2 separate regions of the Homo sapiens genome follow, and region 1 is linked to region 2. Evidence: read pairs that join two places in POLR2A ChIA-PET (ENCODE). Cell type or tissue: OCI-LY7. All regions are shown on one strand. Links, peaks and the distances in the headings refer to the core of each region. The heading gives the core; the rest is flanking DNA.

The links. Peaks named below come from ENCODE experiments on the same cell type or tissue, not always from the same donor. Only the 100,000 strongest peaks of a DNase experiment are listed, where the experiment ranks them.
Region 1: POLR2A ChIA-PET joins it to region 2 with 5 read pairs; 2 of 35 experiments call an interaction of 5 or more read pairs at or near these places.

What each region holds. Positions count from the first base shown.
Region 1 is chr17:39,356,231-39,361,230 of GRCh38, forward strand. The region is part of intron 1 of FBXL20 (F-box and leucine rich repeat protein 20); the gene reads right to left. Among named protein-coding and RNA genes, the nearest start is that of FBXL20, 43 kb to the right of the region's middle. RefSeq lists an enhancer at 2,886-3,180. In OCI-LY7, for the core only: no CTCF peak of the experiment used is centred there; no DNase peak of the experiment used is centred there.
Region 2 is chr17:38,803,432-38,811,045 of GRCh38, forward strand. CWC25 (CWC25 spliceosome associated protein) reads right to left here. Exons shown (of 10, transcript NM_017748.5): 5 at 7,037-7,164; 6 at 6,271-6,334; 7 at 3,334-3,545; 8 at 2,866-2,964. Among named protein-coding and RNA genes, the nearest start is that of PIP4K2B, 7.7 kb to the left of the region's middle. In OCI-LY7, for the core only: no CTCF peak of the experiment used is centred there; no DNase peak of the experiment used is centred there; H3K27ac peaks cover 839 bases.

The DNA.
Region 1 (5,000 bases), core at 1-5,000, 550 kb after region 2:
AAAAAAGTTTTATAGTTTTAGCTTATACACTTAAGTCTAAGATCCATTTTGAGTTAATTATCATATGTGGTATGAGGTGAGAGCACAACTTCATCTGTCTGCATGCAGATATACAATTGTTTCACCACCATCTGTTTTGTTTTGAGACAGGGTTTCACTCTGTCACTGAGGCTGGAGTACAGTGGCACAATCATGGCTCACTGCAGCCTCAACTTCTTGGGCTCAAGTGATCATCCCATCTCAGCCCCCCAAGTGGCTGGGACTACAGGTACATATCACCACGCTCAGCTATTTTTTCTATATTTTATAGAGACGGGATTTCGCCATGTTGCCTAGGATAGTCTTGAACTCCTGGACTCAAGCAATCTGTCTGCCTTGGCCTCCCAGGCGGCTAGGATTATAGGCATGAGCCCCTGCGCTCGGCCTACATTTGTGTTTGTTTTGAGACAGGGTATCACTCTGTCACCCAGGGTGGAGTGCAGTGGTGCAATCACCTCTCACTGCAGCCTTGACCTCCCAGGCTCAAGCAATTCTACCACCTCTGCCTCCTGAGAAGCTGGAACTACGGGTGCGTGCCACCACACCTGGCTAATTTTTTTTTTTTTAATTTTGCAGTAGAGACAAGGTCTCACTATGTTGCCCAGGCTAGTCTTAAACTCCTAAACTCAAGAGCTCCTCCCACTTTGACCTCCCAAAGTGCTGGGATTACAGGCATGAGCTATCGTACCCAGCCCCATTTGAAATAGTCTTTAAAGCAAATGGGGCTGGGTCCAATGGCTCATGCCTGTAATCCCAGCACTTTGGGAGGCCAAGGCGGGTGGATCACCGAGGTTGGGAGTTCGAGACCAGCCTGACCAACATGGAGAAACCTCGTCTCTACTAAAAATACAAAATTAGCCGGGCGTGGTGCTGCATGTCTGTAATCCCAGCTACTTGGGAGGCTGAGGCAGGAGAATCACTTGAACCCGGGAGGAGGAGGTTGAAGTGAGCCAAGTTCGTGCCACACTGCACTCCAGCCTAGGCAACAAGAGCAAAACTCTGTCTCAAAAAAAAAAAAAAAAAAGACTTTTTTTGCCCAGTTGAATTGCTTTAGTACCTTAATCAAATATCACTTGACCATAAATGTTGGCATTATTTCTAGACTCTCAATACTGTTCCATTAATCTATACATATATCTTTATGTCAACAATTCACTGTCACTGTTAGGCATGCCTCTCATTCTGTATGTTTTCTCTGTCTCATATCTTTTGTTCTTCTGTTCCTTTTATATTGCCTTCTGGTATCTTAAACAGTTTTATAATTATCATCTTACGCGAAACCCCCTTTATTTCTTGAGACAGTGTCTTACTATGTCACCCAGGCTAGAGTGCGGTGGCACAAACATAGCTCACTGCAACCTCCAACTTCTGGGGCTCAAGCGAAGCTGCCTCAGCCTCCCAACGTGTTGCGACTACAGGTGAGTCACCATGCCCAGCTGGCAAATGCCTTTAATTCAGTCAAGATAATAAAAGAAACATTTACTTATTGTCGTTCATATTTACCTCTGAAATTAACTTCTGCTCTTCTTTTTCTTCAAGTTACCATCTGGTACCATAGCGTTTCATTTCAGCTTGAAGTACTTCCTTTAGTAAGGCAAGCCTGCTAACAAATTCTCTCAGTATTTGCTTATCTGGAAACGTTTTTATTTTGCCTCAACTTTTGAACAAAGTATTAGTTCAGGTTTTCCAGAGAAACAGAAACAATTACATATATATAAACTCTTCTCATACATATGCATATGAAGAGATTTATTATAAGAACTGTCTCACAGAAAGCTTATAATGTAATCCAGTCAGAGTCCAAAGGCCTAACTAAGAACCAGAAGTGGAGGTGAGGCAGTATTACCAGCGTCCAAAGGCCAGAACAGGAGCTCTGATGTCCAAGGAAAAGAGAAAATGAATGTCTCAGCTCAAGGAGAGGCAGTATTCTCCCTTCCTCCACCTTTTTGTTTTATTCAGGCCCTCAGCTGATTGGATGATGCTGGCCCACACTGGTGAGGGCGGATCTTTCTTTACTCAGTCTACTGATTTAAATACTAACCTCTTCCACAAACACCCTCACAGACACACCCAGAAATAATGTTTTACTAGCTATTCGGGCATCCCTTAGCCTTCTCAAGATGGCATATAAGGCCAGGAGCAGTGGCTCATGCCTGTAATCCTAGCGCTTTGGGAGGCTGAGGTGGGTGGATCACTTGAAGTTAGGAGTTTGAGACCAGCCTGGCCAACATGGCGAAACCCTGTCTCTTCTAAAAATACAAAGATTATCCGGGCGTGGTGGCGTACGCCTGTAATCCCACCTACTCAGAGGCTAAGGCAGGAGAATCACTAGAACCCTGGAAGTGGGGGTTGCAGTGAGCTGAGATCAAACCACTGCACTCCAGCCTGGGCAACAGAGTGAGACTCTGTCTCAAAAAAAAACAAAAAAACAAAAAAACAAACAAAAAAAACACCTCTCAGTAGAAACAATAACAACACTATCAACAGAATGAAAAGACAACCTACACATTAGGAGAAAATATTTGCAAATATCTATCTCAGGAGTTAACACCCAGAGTATATAAAGAAATCCTACAAACTGAAAAACAAACAAAAAACAATCCAACTAAAAAATGGGCAAAAGGCTTGAATATTCAGACGTTTCACCAAAGAAAATATACAAGGGACCGATAAGCACATGAAAAGATGCTAAACATCACTAATCATTAGAAAAATGCAAATCAAAACCACAAGATACCACTTCACAATCATTAGGAAGGCTATTTTCTAAAACAAAAAATCTGGCAAGGCGCAGTGGCTCACGCCTATAATCCCACCACACCACTTTGGGAGGCTGCTGAGGCGGGCTGATCGCCTGAGCTCAGGAGTTTGAAACCAGCCTGGCCAACCCCATATCTACAAAAAAAATATAAAAAATTAGCGTGGCGGCACGCACTTGTACCTGTAGTCCCAGCTACTTGGGAAACTGAGGCAGGAAAATGGCTTGAGTCCAGGAGGTGGAAGTTGCAGTGAGCCAGGATTATGCAACTTCACTCCAGCCTGAGCGTGGGTGACACAGCAAGATCCTGTCTCAAAAACAAACAACAGAGGTGGGCCTGCAATCCCAGCACTTTGGGAGGCCAAGGCGGGCAGATCATGATGTCAGGAGTTCAAGACCAGCCTGGCCAACATGGTGAAACCCTGTCTCTACTAAAAATACAAAAATTAGCCAGGCGTGGTAGCACACCGGAGGCTGAAGCAGGAGAACTGCTTGAACCCGGGAGGCGGAGGTTGCAGTGAGCCAAGATCACGCAACTGCACTCCGGCCTGGGCAACAAGAGTGAGACTCCATCTTGGAAAAAAAAAAAACCCAGAAAGTAACAAGTGTTGGTGAGAATGTGGAGAAATTGGAAACCTTAAGAGACATTGCTGCATTGCTCATGGGAATGGAAAATGGTGTGGCTGCTACAGAAAACGGTATGGCAGTTCCCTAAAAAATTAAACAGAATTTTCATATGATCCGGCAATTCCTATTCTTATTCCTATTTCTTCAATTCCTATTTTGGTACATATCTGAAATAACTGAAAGCAGGTTCACAACAGCCAAAAGGCAGAAGTCACTCAGGTGTCCAACAGATGAATGAATAAACAAAATGTGCTTTTTACATAAAATGGAATATTTAGTATTAAAAAGCAATTATTACATACAGAATTAAATTATTCAGATAAAACATTAAAGTATTAAATGTATAAACATAAAATATTAAAATTATGTTGTTTTATGATTATATAAAATTTACATAAAAACATATATTACATATTATTTAGTATTAAAAATGAAAAAATTCTGACACATGGATGAACCCTGAAGACATTATGCTAAGTGGAATAAACCAGTCACAAAAGTACCACTTACAAAGGGTACCCACAGTAGTGAAATTCATAAGAGAAAGGATAGTGGTGGTTGGCAGGGGCTAAAAGGGGAGAGGGAATGGGGAGTTACTGTTTAATGGTTAGAGAAGTTTCAGTTTGGGAAGATGAAAAAAGTTCTACATGTGGATGGTGGTGACAGGTTTCATAACAATGTGAATGTACTTAATGTCACTGAACTGTACACTTGAAATTGCTTTACGTGGTACATCTTATGCATATTTTATAATAAAAATGATTTAAAAACAAATTTCACACTGTTGTCAATTTTAAATTTTCAATATTTGATGTGGTTCTGTGACAGATTTTACTGAGTCAATTTGGTTACGGTAGTAACAGTGTTTCCCAGAAATCTTTTCTCTACATGGTTTGGGTTAGGAGCGGGACAAAAATGGAACAAGATTTTGGAAAGCAGAGTGAGGCATGATGAATACACTTTGATGACTTTCATGATCTTTTCACACTCAGAGACAGATTCAGAAATGTCTGTCAGAATCCACTTTGTCCTCTGCTCTATGTCTGGCTTTCTTCCCGAACGCTGGCCTTGCTGACCAACAGTGGCCTCAAACCACTGTTGGCTAAGCATCAGAGACAGTAGCTATTCAGATAACAGCTTCCCATATACCACCCCAGGAACTCCTTGTTCAGAGGCCAATTCACATCCCCAAAACAATGCCTAGAAATCTCCTTAGATATACCAGTTGTTACCAATGGTCATATTTTTGCCAGTTAGTCTACATGTATTAATACATGACATGGGTCATATTTTTCCCAGATTCTAGTAGCAATTTCCCCCATTGTTCCAGCCTCCACCAACAGGCTTCTTGACACCCGTTCAGCCTTTGCCTGCTACCTGATCCTAAAGTCAGTGCCACATTCTAGGTTTTTATTATTGCATTGCATTTCTGAGTATAAATTTCTGTATTAAGCAAGGTTCAGTCAGGACAGCAAAGTCACCTGAGTGTTAGGGAACAGGAGTTACAAGAATTAGACCATAATGAAACCATGGGAAGATCTAGAGAGGTGAAGGTCTAGAAGAAGGAGTTGGAGGA
Region 2 (7,614 bases), core at 1,178-6,177:
CCAGCCTGGCCAACATGGGGAAACCCTGTCTCTACTAAAATTACAAAAATAAGCTGGGTGTGGTGGTGTGTGCCTGTAATCCCAGCTACTTGGGAGGCTGAGGCAGGAGAATCGCTTGAACCGAGGAGGCGGAGGTTGCAGTGAGCCAAGATCGCACCACTGCACTCCAGCCTGGGTGACAGAGTGAGTCTCTGTCTCAAAAAAAAATAAAAACCTCCAAACGAAAAACAATTTACTATTAAAAATCTGCTTCAGATAATAAATGAAAGATATTAGAGCATTCAAATGAGAGTAGGAGGCTTAAAAAAAAAAAACAAAAACGATTGCCAGGCACAGTGGCTCTAGCCCGTAATCCCAGCACTTTGGGAGGCTTAGGCAGGAGGATTGCTTGAGTCCAAGAGTTCAAGACCAGCCTAGGCAACAAAGTGAGACCTCCCATCTCTGCAAAAAAAAAATTTTTTTTTAATTAGTTGGGCATGGTGGCACCCGTGTAGCCCCAACTATTTGGAAGGCTGAGGTAGGAGGATCAGTTGAACCTGGGAGTGTGAGGCTGCAGTAAGCCATGATCGCCCCACTGCACTCCAACCTAGGCAACAGAGTGAGACCTTGTAGGGAGAAGAAAGAAGTTATCAAAGAAATAATACAAGAAAATTTCCTAGAACTCAAAGACATGGTTTAGATTGCAGGAAGCAAATACTGACACTAGGAAAAAATATACAAATCATACAAGAAAGGAAATGTAACCTCCATATTCTGCTTGGCTTAGGAATGAAAAGTATCAGTAAACAATATTTATATATCATACAAGTATGAATCCACATACTCACTGAACCAAAAATTCTGATGTAACCATATTGGAAAGATAGGGATAGAAGAAACATGGGACTAGGAGTGTATGAGAGCTCATTTACACTAACAGATTATTTACTATAACAGTAAGAAAATATCTAAGATCTGGCCGGGCACGGTGGCTCACACCTGTAATCCTAACACTTTGGGAGGCCAAGGCAGGTGGATTGCCTGAGCTCAGGAGTTCCAGACCAGCCTGGACAACACATTGAAACCCCATCTATATTAAAAATACAAAAATTAGGGCCAGGTGCTGTGGCTCATGCCTGTAATCCGAACACTTTGGGAGGCTGAGGCGGGCAGATCACCTGACCTCAGGAGTTCAAGACCAGCCTGACCAATATGGTGAAACCCCATCTCTACTAAAATATACAAAAATTAGCTGGGCATGGTGGCATGCGCCTGTAGTCCCAGCTACTCGGGAGGCTGAGGCAGGAGAATCGCTGGAACCCGGGAGGCAGAGGTTGCAGTGAGCCGAGATCGTGCCACTGCGCTGCAGCCTGGGCGACAGAGCGAGACAAAAAAAAAAAAAAAAAAAAAGGAAGCCCGGGCGTGGTGGCTCACGCCTGTAATCCCAGCACTCTGGGAGGCCGAGGCAGGCAGATCACCTGAGGTTGGGAGTTCGAGACCAGCCTGACCAACATGGAGAAAGCCTGTCTCTACTAAAAATACAAAAATTAGCTGGGTGTGGTGGCACATGCCTGTAATCCCAGCTACCTAGGAGGCTGAGGCAGGAGAATCACTTGGGCCCAGGAGGCGGAAGTTGTGGTGAGCCGAGATTGGGCCATTGCACTCCAGCCTGGGCAACAAGAATGAAACTCCATCTCAGAAAAAAAAAAAAAAAATTAGCTGGGCGTGACAACATGTGCCTGTAGTCCCAGCTACTCGGGAGGCTGGGACAGGAGAATCACTTGAACCCCGGAGGCAGAGGTTGTAGTGAGCCAAGATTGTGGCACTGCACTCCAGCCTGGGAGATACAACAAGATGCTGTCTCCAAAAAAAACAAAGAAAGAAAAAAGAAAATATCTAATATCTAAAATTAATGGATGAAGAGGCAGCAACATATTTGTATTTTTAGGAATATGTAGCTATGAAAAGAAACTACTGAAAAAGCTGAAAGTAGTTGCCTTTGGGTAGCATGACTAAAAGTGGGATCAGGCAGGGCAAAGAACTACTAGCTTTTGTTTTTTTAAATGTTTTTAAAATAATTTTTTGTAGAGATAGTGTCTTATTATGTTGCTCAGACTGGTCTGGAACTCCTGGCCTCAAGCGATCCTCCTGCCTTGGACTCTCAAACTGCTGGGATTACAGGTATGAGCCACCACACCCAGAGAGAATAATTGAGGGGTTTTTTAAAGAGGGTTTAATTTAAGAGAGGGTCTCGCTCTGTCGCCCAAGCAAGAATGCAGTGGCTTGATCGTAGCTCACTGCAACCTTAATCCCTTGACCTTAAGTGATCCTCCCTGCCTTAGCCTCCCAAAGCGCTGAGATTACAAGCATGGACTGCTGTGTCTGGCTTGGTTTTTGTTAAGAGACTTTTTTTTTTTTTTGAGACAAAGTCTTGCACTGTCGCCTGGGCTGCTGTGCAGTGGTGAGATCTCAGCTCACTGTAACCTCCAACCCCTGGGTTCAAGCAGTTCTCCTGTCTCAGCCTCCCAAATAACTGGGATTACAGGCATGTGCCACCATGACCAACTAATTTTATATTTTTAGTAGAGATGGGGTTTCACCGTGTTGGTTAGGATGGTCTCGACCTCCTGACCTCAGGTGATCCACCCACCTCAGCCTCCCAAACTGCTGTGATTACAGGCGTGAGCCACCACGCCCAGCCTTACCTCGTCCTTTCAATGTCCTCACATGGCTGGAGGCAGGGGACGCAGACCCTTACAGGTTGGCAAGATAAATAAAAGTTGGTTCGTCGAAAAGGTAATGATGGATTATCCATTTGCCATGGTTTGAGCCCCTTCTAGATTCAGGCCTGCAAAATGTGGTTAATCAACTGGGCTCCTGACTCACCTGGTGTATCCGGGAGCATGTCGCCTTTGGTAGACCTCTTTTTTAGGTGATGGGCTCCTAGTTTGGCCTGTCTCTCTCCTGTTCACCTTAGAGTTGTGCCTGTAGCAGACACAGAAGGCAAAGAGGAAAAAGCCTTTTTGGTCCAGGGGCTTACACTGAATCCCTCAAACAATGCAAGATGAGCTAATGGTCTTAGAGGTATAATCTAAGTGTGAGAAAAACAAAGGTATAGGGTTTGATGTTAGACTCACCCCAGAGCTCCCAAAGCACAGAATACACCTACAGATATGTGGCTTTGGATGCCTGAGCTTTACATTGAGGTGGAAAAAAAAAATGATGTAAAGGAAATACCAAAGCAAAGACATTTGGGAAAGTCAATGGACGGACATCACCAAAAGCAAAAACAAATGCCTGCTGGGACCAGGCCCCCACAGTCACAGGTTATTTCCCAGTGAATCCCACACTCACAGTTTGCTGGGTCTTGGGGACCGTGACCTTCTGCCCAGGGATCGAGACCTCCTGTCCCGGGACCCTGCTTCCCTGGTGCTCTTCTTGCTGGCATGTCTTGGGGGTGAGTGGGAGGAGCTTCTGGATCTGGAATGGTTCTTCATCCCATGCCCTCTCTTTTGCTCTGCTGTCAGAGGACCCTGAAGACCCTGGTTACGGTCAGAGTTCCGGACCTACATCATTAAGGAAAAGAGAAGTTATTCACATGGAAAATCCAGCTATTCAGGAGAAAACGCGGCCGGGCTCAGTGGCTCACGCCTGTAATCCCAGCACTTTGGGAGGCCGAGGCGGGGGGGATCACCTGAGGTCAGGAGTTCGAGACCAGCCTGGCCAACATGGTGAAACCCTGTCTCTACTGAAAATTAAAAAATTAGCTGGGCGTGGTGGTGGGCACCTGTAATCCCAGCTACTCAGAAGGCTGAGGCAGGAGAATTGCTTGAACTCAGGAGGTGGAGGTTGCAGTGAGCTGAGATCGCACCACTGCACTCCAGCCTGGATGACAGAGCGAGACTCCGTCTCAAAAAAAAAAAAAAAAAAAAGAAAAGGCAGTGAAACAGGAAATGTTACATAAGGAGCTCACTGAGCACACCAATATCATCACATAGAATTATCACAGAGAACTGTATAAACTTAGTTATCTGCAGAATCCCCTAAAAGAATCTCCTTCGGTCAGCCAGGTGCAGTCGCTCACACCTTGAATCCCAACACTTTGGGAGACGGAGGCAGGAGGACTGCCTGAGATCAAGAGTTTGATACCACCCAGAGCAACTAGTGAGACCTTGTCTCTACAAAATATTTAAAAATTAGCTCGGTGTGGCAGCACACGCCTGTAGTCCCAGCTACTCAGGAGGTTGAGGCAGAAGGATCCCTTGAGCCTAAGAGGTCAAGACAGCAGTGAGCCAGGATCACACCACTGCACTCCAGCTTGGATGAGAGAGAAAGACCCTGTCTCAAAAAAAAAAAAAAAAAAGATGGCTGGGTGCTGTGGCTCATGCCTGTAATCCCAGCACTTTGGGAGGCTGAGGCAGGCAGATCACGAGGCCAGGAGATCAAGACCATCCTAGCTAACATGGTGAAACACTGTCTCTACTAAAAATACAAAATAATTAGCTGGGCATGGTGGGCACCTGTAGTCCCAGCTACTTGGGAAGCTGAGGCAGGAGAATGGCATGAACCCAGGAGGCAGAGCTTGCAGTGAGCCGAGATGGCGCCACTGCATTCCAGCCTAGGCGACAGAGTGAGACTCCATCTCAAAAAAAAAAAAAAAAAGAAAAGAAAAGAAAAGAATATACCTGGCTTGGCTGGGTGCAGTGGCTCACGCCTGTAATCCCAGCACTTTGGGAGGCCAAGACGGGCAGATCACAAGGTCGGGAGTTCGAGACCAGCCTGGCCAATATGGTCAAACCCCTCTCTACTAAAAATACAAAAATTAGCCGGGTGTGGTGGTGGGTGCCCGTAGTCCCAGCTGCTCAAGAGGCTGAGACAGGAGAATCACTTGAATGCAGGAGGCAGAGGTTGCAGTGAGCCGAGATCGCACCATTGCACTCCAGCCTGGGCGACAGAGCGAGACTCCCTCTCAAAAAAAAAAAAGAAAGAAAAGAATACACCTGGCTTAGCTCTTCACTATAGGTTAAGGAAGAGCGAGATGCAGAAGCATGGAGGACAGGACCCAAGGTTAAAAATACAGAAATATGAGGCCAGGCATGGTGGCTCACGCCTATAATCCCAGCACTTTGGGAGGCCGAGACAGGCGGATAGCTTGAGGCCAGGAGTTTGAGACCAGCCTGACGAACATGGAGAAACCCTGTCTCTATTAAAAATACAAAAATTAGCCAGGTGTGATGGCAGGTGCCTGTAATCCCAGCTACTCAGGAGGCTGAGGCAGGAGAATCGCTTGAACCCAGGAGGCAGAGGTTGCAGTGAGCTGAGATTGCACCATTGCACTCCAGCCTGGTTGACATGGAGAAACCCTGTCTCTACTAAAAATACAAAATTAGCCGGGCATGGTGGTGCATGCCTGTAATCCCAGCTACTCGGGAGGCTGAGGCAGGAGAATTGCTTGAACCCAGGAGGTCGAGGTTGTGGTGAGCTGAGATCGCGCCATTGCACTCTAACCTGGGCAACAAGAGCAAAACTCCACCTCAAAAAAAAAAAAAAAAAATACAGAAATACAGAAGTCAAGCCAGGTGCCTTGAACTTGTACTTCCAGCTACTCAGAAGATTGCTTAAGCTCAGGAGTTCGAGACCAGCCTAGGCAAAATAATGATGCACTGCTACTCAAAAAAAAAAAAAAAGAACCCAGCAGATTTATGTTTGTCAAAAATCATCAACCTACACACTTAGGCCAGGCACGGTGGCTCACACCTGTAATCCCAGCACTTTGGGAGGCCGAGGCGGAGGGATCACCTGAGGTCAGGAGTTCAAGACCATCCTGGCCAACATGACGAAACCCTGTCTCTACTAAAAATACAAAAATTAGTCGGGCGTGGTGGTGGGCGCCTGTAATCCCAGCTACTCGGGAGGCTAAAGCAGGAGAATAGCTTGAACCCGGAAGGCAGAGGTTGCAGTGAGCCGAGATCGCGCCACTGCACTCCAGCCTGGGTGACAAGCGAGACTCCGTCTCAAAAAAAAAAAAAAACAAAAAAACCTATACACTTAAAATGTGTGCATTTCATGTAAATTATTTGTAGAGGGATGGGTAGAATGTCTCAATGCCCCATTGGTGGTTTAGTCTCTCTGCTCAGAGGGTCATCAGCCACAAGAAGGTGCTCAGCGATAAGAATGGGCCTGTTTCCCAGCAGCCCAGGCTTCACTGCCCACCTCCCTGCTATCCACATTGTCCAAGTGGCACATCCCACAGTCCCACAGTCACTCCTTTCAAGAAGCCCACATCCCTACCTGTAAGCCATATCCAGGGACTTTGGACAAAACAGGGGAGGAATTTGCCATCTTCTTCTGTGATCTAAGAGATCAAAATACACACACTCATTGAAAAAGAAAATATATATAGGTCCAATTTAAATATCTTATGCTGAACTATGCTTCTTGCCTCCAATGTGACCTTTCCGCCTCCCAGCAGTTACCTGGCAGTACGTTTCTCTATTTGGACTGTCTATGCCGAAAAATGCATCAGCACAATCAAATTTTCCTGTGAAAAACTGTGGGCCTCGCTTCTAAGCCCCAACGCCTGAACACCTTCTCCTCTCACTTCATGCTGCTATTCCAGGGACAAATAGTGACTCAGCAGCGGCGGAGCTGACTGCTTCCACAGGAAGACATGCAAAATGGGCCCACATCAGCCATCAGTCCATTAAAAAAAGCCTATATAAAGCCCACTTCAGTCTTGAAGGAATCCTAAGCTGAGATGAAACAGAGTCACCCCCAGGATGTCTGACCTACCTAAGACCTACTAGGCTAAAGTCAGCATTATTAAGGGTCTCTCTCCAGCAGCATGGCCAAGATACCCACTCACATTTAGCATCTCCAAGGAACTCTAGCATTAGATGGCAAGCTCTGTGGGCACTGGGCCCATGTTCAAGTGTTCATCACTGAATGCCCAGTACCTGGCAGCTTCCAGCACAGGGCAGGTGTTCATGTCTGTGGAATGAATGAGTGAATGAGCAAGTGAATCAACGAGAAGGGAGGCCAGTCGCCACATGCTCACCTCCCTGCACTGTGCTCATCCTCGCTGCTGGAACGATCACTACTCGAGCTTCTGTGCTTATGTTTCTTGTGCTTCTTTTTCTTCTCCTTCTTTTTCTTCTTCTCCTTTTTTTCCAGACTCATTTGCAACTGGAAAATGCCGAGAACACAAGCACACAAGATTACTGAGACCAGCCAGCGCAGTGGCTCATGCCTGTAATCCCAGCACTTTGGGAGGCTGAGTGGAGCAGATCATCACTTGAGGTCCGGAGTTCGAGACCAGCCTGGCCAACATGGCAAAACCCCATCTCTACTAAAAATACAAAAATCAGCTGGGTGTGGTGGTGGGCACCTGTAATACCAGCTACTTGAGAGGTGAGGTACAAGAATCACCTGAACCAGGAGGCAGAGGTTGCAGTGGGCCGAGATTGTGCCACTGCACTTCAGCCTGGGTGACAGAGTGAAACTGTGTCTCAAAAAAAAAAAAAAAAAAAAAGATTACTGGCTGGGCATGGTGGCTCACGCCTGTAATCTCTCAGCACTTTGAGAGGCTGAGGTGGGAGGATCACAAGGTCAGGAGTTCGAGACCACCCTGGCCAA